Regions from separate parts of the Homo sapiens genome. Here region 1 is linked to region 2. The links are chromatin contacts, found by POLR2A ChIA-PET in ENCODE. All regions are on one chromosome and are shown on one strand. Each heading gives the region's core, a stretch centred on a gene start or an enhancer-like site at or near the end of the contact. The rest is flanking DNA. Distances are from core to core; before and after follow the strand shown.

What was found. ChIA-PET counts read pairs that join two places held with the same protein, here RNA polymerase II (POLR2A).
Region 1: POLR2A ChIA-PET joins it to region 2 with 10 read pairs in Caco-2. The contact joins the promoter of NANOGNB here to the promoter of MLF2 in region 2. POLR2A ChIA-PET finds 5 or more read pairs at or near these places in 2 of 52 experiments (Caco-2 and WTC11).

What each region holds. Positions count from the first base shown.
Region 1 is chr12:7,763,856-7,766,674 of GRCh38, reverse strand. NANOGNB (NANOG neighbor homeobox) reads right to left here and starts at 1,459. Exons shown (of 4, transcript NM_001145465.1): 1 at 1,288-1,459. The coding sequence starts at 1,389. RefSeq lists an enhancer at 1-348.
Region 2 is chr12:6,751,622-6,754,486 of GRCh38, reverse strand. MLF2 (myeloid leukemia factor 2) reads left to right here and starts at 1,346. Exons shown (of 9, transcript NM_001382226.1): 1 at 1,346-1,548; 2 at 2,125-2,202; 3 at 2,433-2,562; 4 at 2,811-2,846. The coding sequence starts at 2,153. RefSeq lists enhancers at 790-959, 990-1,039 and a silencer at 1,210-1,449.

The DNA.
Region 1 (2,819 bases), core at 210-2,709, 1.0 Mb before region 2:
GAACCCCGGGAGGGGGAGGTCGCAGTTAGTTGAGATTGTGCCACTCCAGCCTGGGCAACAGAACAAGACTGTGACTCAAGAAACAAAAACAAAAGAAAAGAAATCAAATGGCCAATTTCCCATCCCCATTTTCTTTTAAGGGTATCGTGGTGGTGAGATAGTGGGTTTGTTTTGTTTTGTTTGTTTGCTGTTTTGTTTTGTTGAGACGGAGTCTCACTCTGAAGCCCAGACTGGAGTGCAGTGGCTGGATCTCAGCTCACCACAACCTCTGCCTTCTGGGCTCGAAGGATTCTCTTGCCTCAGCCTCCTGAGTAGCTGGGACTACAGGCGTGCCTCACCAAGCCCGGCTAATTGTTGTATTTTTGGTGGAGATGGGGGGTTTCATCATCTTGGCCAGGATGGTCTTCAACTCCTGAGCTCAAGCGATCTGCCCCGCTTGGCCTCCCAAAGTGCTGGGATTTGAGGTGTGAGCCACTGTGCCTGGCCTGTCCCCATCTTACTTACTTGAATGATCAGGGGCTTCTGAAGTATCGGGATCTCTCTCCACATTGAAAGAGTTTATTCTCCCACTTCCTGAACACCATCCTTTCCTGGGGCTTCCTCAAGTCAATGGCTGCTCTTTCAAAGCTTTCTTTGTTGCTCCTCTTTCCCCTACTGATTTCTGTCCCTGTGCTTTTTCAATCACACTCAAGGTTAAATCCCTTCACCTCTTATCTCCTTTACATGTAGCTCTAATCCAGGTCATCTAATCTCATGGTTTTTAATACTGCCCAAAAGGGAGATTATTTTCAAATTTTTATTTCCAGTCTTCTATGTCAAACTCCCAATTCAATATCTCTGCTTGGATGTCTAATAAGTTATGTGAATTGAACTTAAAATTCCCAAACTCAGTTTATGGCTCCCTTCACTGAACGCTGACCCACTCAGGCCTCTCTATCTTAGTAAAGCCAACTCCATCTGCCCAGTGGTTTGAGTCAAAAAGCTTGGTGCTGTCTTTCACTTCTTCCCTTTCTCATAGCTCAACTCAATCTGTCAGAAAGTCTTGCTTTTCTTTCTTTAAAATATATCCAGACAACTGCCACTTCTTTTTTTTTTTTTTTTTTTTGAGACGGAGTCTCACTCTGTCGCCCAGGCTGGAGTGCAGTGGCGCGATCTCGGCTCACTGCAAGCTCCGCCTCCCGGGTTCACGCCATTCTCCCGCCTCAGCCTCCAGAGTAGCTAGGACTACAGGCGCCCGCCACCACGCCCAGCTAATTTTTTGTATTTTTAGTAGAAACGGGGTTTTACCTTGTTAGCCAAGATGGTCTCGATTTCCTGACCTCGTGATCTGCCCGCCTCGGCCTCCCAAAGTGCTGGGATTACAGGCGTGAGCCACCGCGCCCGGTGCATTGAGGAGTTTTAAAGACCAATTAGTCCTTGGTAGGGAGGTTACAGAGATGACCGACCAGATAAGGTAGATGTCATCCATCTTTTGGATGTCAGTGGGCCACAAATATGAGCACCCAGTGGCAATTCACAAAAGGAATTCCACAAAAAGAACACATTTCCTGACATCTATTTTTGGAGCCATGAAGAAAAAAAACTTTTCAAATAGCCATATGAAAAATGTTCAATTTACATGTTGCAGAGTGTCCCAAATAGTGAGATATACTGATAAGAAAATGCTTTCCAAAATACAGTGGAGAGACAGGAAAAAAAAAATGTAGGGCTGGGCGTGGTGGCTCATGCCTGTAATCCTAGCACTTTGGGAGGTCAAGGCGGGCAGATCATTTAAGATCAGAAGTTCAAGACCAGCCTGACCAACATGGTAAAACTCCATCTCTACTAAAAATACAAAACTTAGCTTGTGTAGAAGTACGTGCTTGTGATCCCAGCTACTTGGAGGCTGAGGCAGGAGAATCGCTTGAACCTAAGAGGCAGAGGTTGCAGTGAGCCAAGATACTGCCACTGCACTCCATTCGGGGACAGACAGTGAGACTCCATGTTAAAAATAAATAAATACATAAATATTTTATGAAAATGCTACTTGGTCGGGTGAGGTGTCTCACATCTGTAATCCTAGTATTTTGGAAGGCCAAGGCAGAAGAATTGTTTGAGCTCAGGAGTTCAAGAACAGCTTGGGCATCACGGTGAGACCCCTGATTCCATTATTATTATTATTATTATTATTATTATTATTATTATTATTTTAATTTTTGAGACGAAGTCTCCTTTCTTGTCCCCCAGGCTGGAGTGCAATGGTGCAATCTTGGCTCACTGCAACCTCCGCCTCCCAGGTTCAAGCGATTCTCCTGCCTCAGCTTCCCGAGTAGCTGGGATTACAGGCACCTGCCACCACGCCCGGGTAATTTTTGTATTTTTAGTGGAGACAGGGTTTCACCATGTTGGCCAGGCTGGCCTCGAATTCCTGACATGAGGTGATCTTCCTGCCTTGGCCTCCCAAAGTGCTGGGATTACAGGTGTGAGCCACCGCTGCCCAGCCCATTTTATTTATTTATTTATTTATTTATTTATTTATTTATTTATTTATTTTTGAGACAGAGTCTTACTCTGTCACCAGGCTGGAGTGCACTTGTGTGATCTCGGCTCACTGCAACCTCCACCTCCCAGTTTCAAGTGATTCTCCTACCTCAGCTCCAAGTAGCTGGGATTACAACCAAGTGCCACTATGCCCAGCTAATTTTTTGTATTTTTAGGAGAGATGAGGGTTTCTCCATGTTGGCCAGGCTGGTTTGGAATTCCTGACCTCAAGCGATCTGCCTGCCTTGGCCTCCCAAAGTACTGGGATCATAGGCATGAACCATCGTGCCTGGCCTCCG
Region 2 (2,865 bases), core at 97-2,596:
TGACTTGCCAGTCTGTCAGCTTATATCTTAATTATCTATCTCTGCTCCCTGTCTCTATTATTGTTTTTTCCTCTTTAATAATGATCAAGTCCAAAGAAACGTGAGAAGCCCTGTTCCTAGCACCTTTTCCTGAGTCACCAGGGACCCCCTCTTTCTCCCCCAGGGAATTACTGGGAACAAGTCTTTCTCATTGGGTCAGACTCCACACAGCACTAATATGGCTAAAAGCCAGAGTAAAGAACCAGGGAAAGCTGGAGTTTGGATGAGTCTGGTTAAAGTCCATCCTAGACAGTCCAAATGCCCTGACCCCAAAGGGGAAGGCCCTTCTCTCCAGCAGAGCCAGATTTTATGCAAGACATTTAGTATGTCAAAGTATCAGTCTCTGGCCTTGGAGGCAGGTCTTCTGGGCCCCGTTTTAGCTCCTCCCCTGGGTGATCCAGGTTAACTGAGCTCTCCACTCCTTTGTTCCCCCAAACTTTAGACCTTTGACCTAAGAAAGCAACCAAGAAAGGTCAGTGCAGGACTGGGAGCTCTTGAGGACACAAGAATTAGAGTAAAAGGAAGGGGAGAGTGGCATTAAACTAATAGATTCAGAACTGTAGCCTTTCCCCAGTCCAACCCTTCACAGATGGGTAACGGGGGAGGGTCCAGGTCCCTCTCCAACGCGAGTTCTCAAGGGCCTCCGGTTCCAGCCTGGCCGAGGAGCGCCATCTGGCGGCCAACCCCCCAACCTGGATCCTCTGCCCCATCCGACTTTCTGAAGCCCGAACTAGATCTGGGCTGGAGAGTTTCACCTCCTCTGCGTCACTCCGGGGACTCCGCCCTGCCAGGAACGCTCCTCCTCAAGCGGGGACAGGCCCAAGCGCCTCCCCCGCAGGAAAACTGCCCATCCTCCCTCTAGGGTAGACTGCTTCTCCAGTAGAGTCGGCTTAAAGCTCCCCCCAGGGATCCGCCCCGCCTCGTCGCCCACAGAGCGCCCGCCTCTCCCCAAGGGGCATCTGCCCCTCGTCCTCCAGTTTCCCCTTGAGGAGGGAGAGAGAACGTGCTGCACTGCGCCCCCAGGTTCAACCTCCAACCCGGTCCCTCCCGAAGAATGGATTCCTCTTCTCCTTCTCCTCCCCTGCCTTATGGGAGCCTCTTCCAGTCCACAGAACCCAAATCGAGGTTACTAATGAGCTCCCCTTCTTCGTGCCCAGGGGACCCCTCTCGGCCTCAGGCTCTGCTCCCCTGAGCTTGGCCCATGGCCCCGGCGCCCCTGGGACTCGGCCCCAGCCATCTCACCACCCGCGCCAGGGGGCGGGGCTCCCACGGCCCGGCCCCGGGTGGGCGGGTCTATCGTGACGTCACTTCCGCCCGGGCCTGGCCGAGGTTCGGGCTCCGTTGGCCGAGGGGGCCGTACGGAGGTGGCAGCTGTGGGAGGAGGCGGCGTGGAAGGCCGAGGAGCTCAAGCCCGGACCAATCCCCACGTTCCGGGCCGCGACCCTGACCCTGCAGCGTACCGGGAAGCGAAACCGGCCGGATGGGCCGCTGAGCCCGAATCGGGCACTGGTGAGGCTCGGGCAGAGCTGGCAGCCCCGGACGGGAGCGGGCCCACGGGGCTGCAGGGTCTGGGAGCCCGGGATGCGGGGTGGGGAGAGGAGAGGCTCAGGCCTACCTCTCCTGCTCGCCTGGCGGGGAGGCGGGAGCTAGAGGAGTCGCAGACAGGCGCGGGGGGCTTAGTGAGGCCCGCCTGGGGGAGGCCTGAGTGTAAGGAGGGGGCGGGGTGACTGGGGTCATTAATGGGGCGGAGGACCTGCACTTGGCATTCTCATCTAGAACGGTGTCGTCGGCGGGAGGAGGGGAGAGTATGCTACCGGCCAGAGCTTTGGGAAGAGGATGGCTCTGAGTGGGGGAGGGAAAAACCGAGAGGGTTGGAAAAATTTTCCATGGCCCTAATTGAGAAAGAGGTTTGAAGAGCCCTTCCCTCCCTAGAGGGTTGTGTGGAACACCTGGAGTAGGGTCTCCCTGGAGTTTAGGGGGTCAGTTACAGGATTTGGAAAGGACAGTGCTCTGAGAGTCCCCACACTGAGTGGGTGTGCAAAACCCTGGCCACCTCCAAGTATCTGAGCTTCCATATCTTTCCAGTGTGGAGCCCCCTGGAGCTGAGATCAGGATGTTCCGCTTCATGAGGGACGTGGAGCCTGAGGATCCCATGTTCCTGATGTGAGTATTCCCTCCCCCTCAAGCTCTCCCACTCCAGGTCTCTGAGCAGTTCAGGCAGACATCGGGGTTCCCATTGCTAGGAATGGTTGGAACTGGCTGGATACCTAGCTCCTACCTAGCAGGAAGTAGGCATCGGTGCCACTGTTGCTCTGTGCGTATTTTTTTGCAGGGTGGTGGAGGGATTGACAGTTTGGCGCTTCTGCCATCCATACTATGTGCTCACTCCACAGGGATCCCTTTGCTATTCACCGTCAGCATATGAGCCGTATGTTGTCAGGTGGCTTTGGATATAGCCCCTTCCTCAGCATCACAGATGGCAACATGCCAGGGACCAGGCCTGCCAGCCGCCGGATGCAGCAGGTAATGATGCTGAGACACACCTGAGACCCAAAGAAAGGTTGGAGGTTAGTTAGGAAAGCACTTAATTTTCTTGCACTACAGCCAACTGAGCAAGTGAAATGCTCTAGGAGTTGGGGAAAGGGTCAGGAAAAAGGGCTTTGTGACTCCCTTTTGAGAGGATGGAAAAAAATTGAGGCCATGGGCCTGGTTTGGGATTGTAAAGAGATAGGATGTGGTCTCTAATTTCTGTTCCTCATGTGTTCCTGTAGGCTGGAGCTGTCTCCCCCTTTGGGATGCTGGGAATGGTGAGTCTTTATCTCCCTG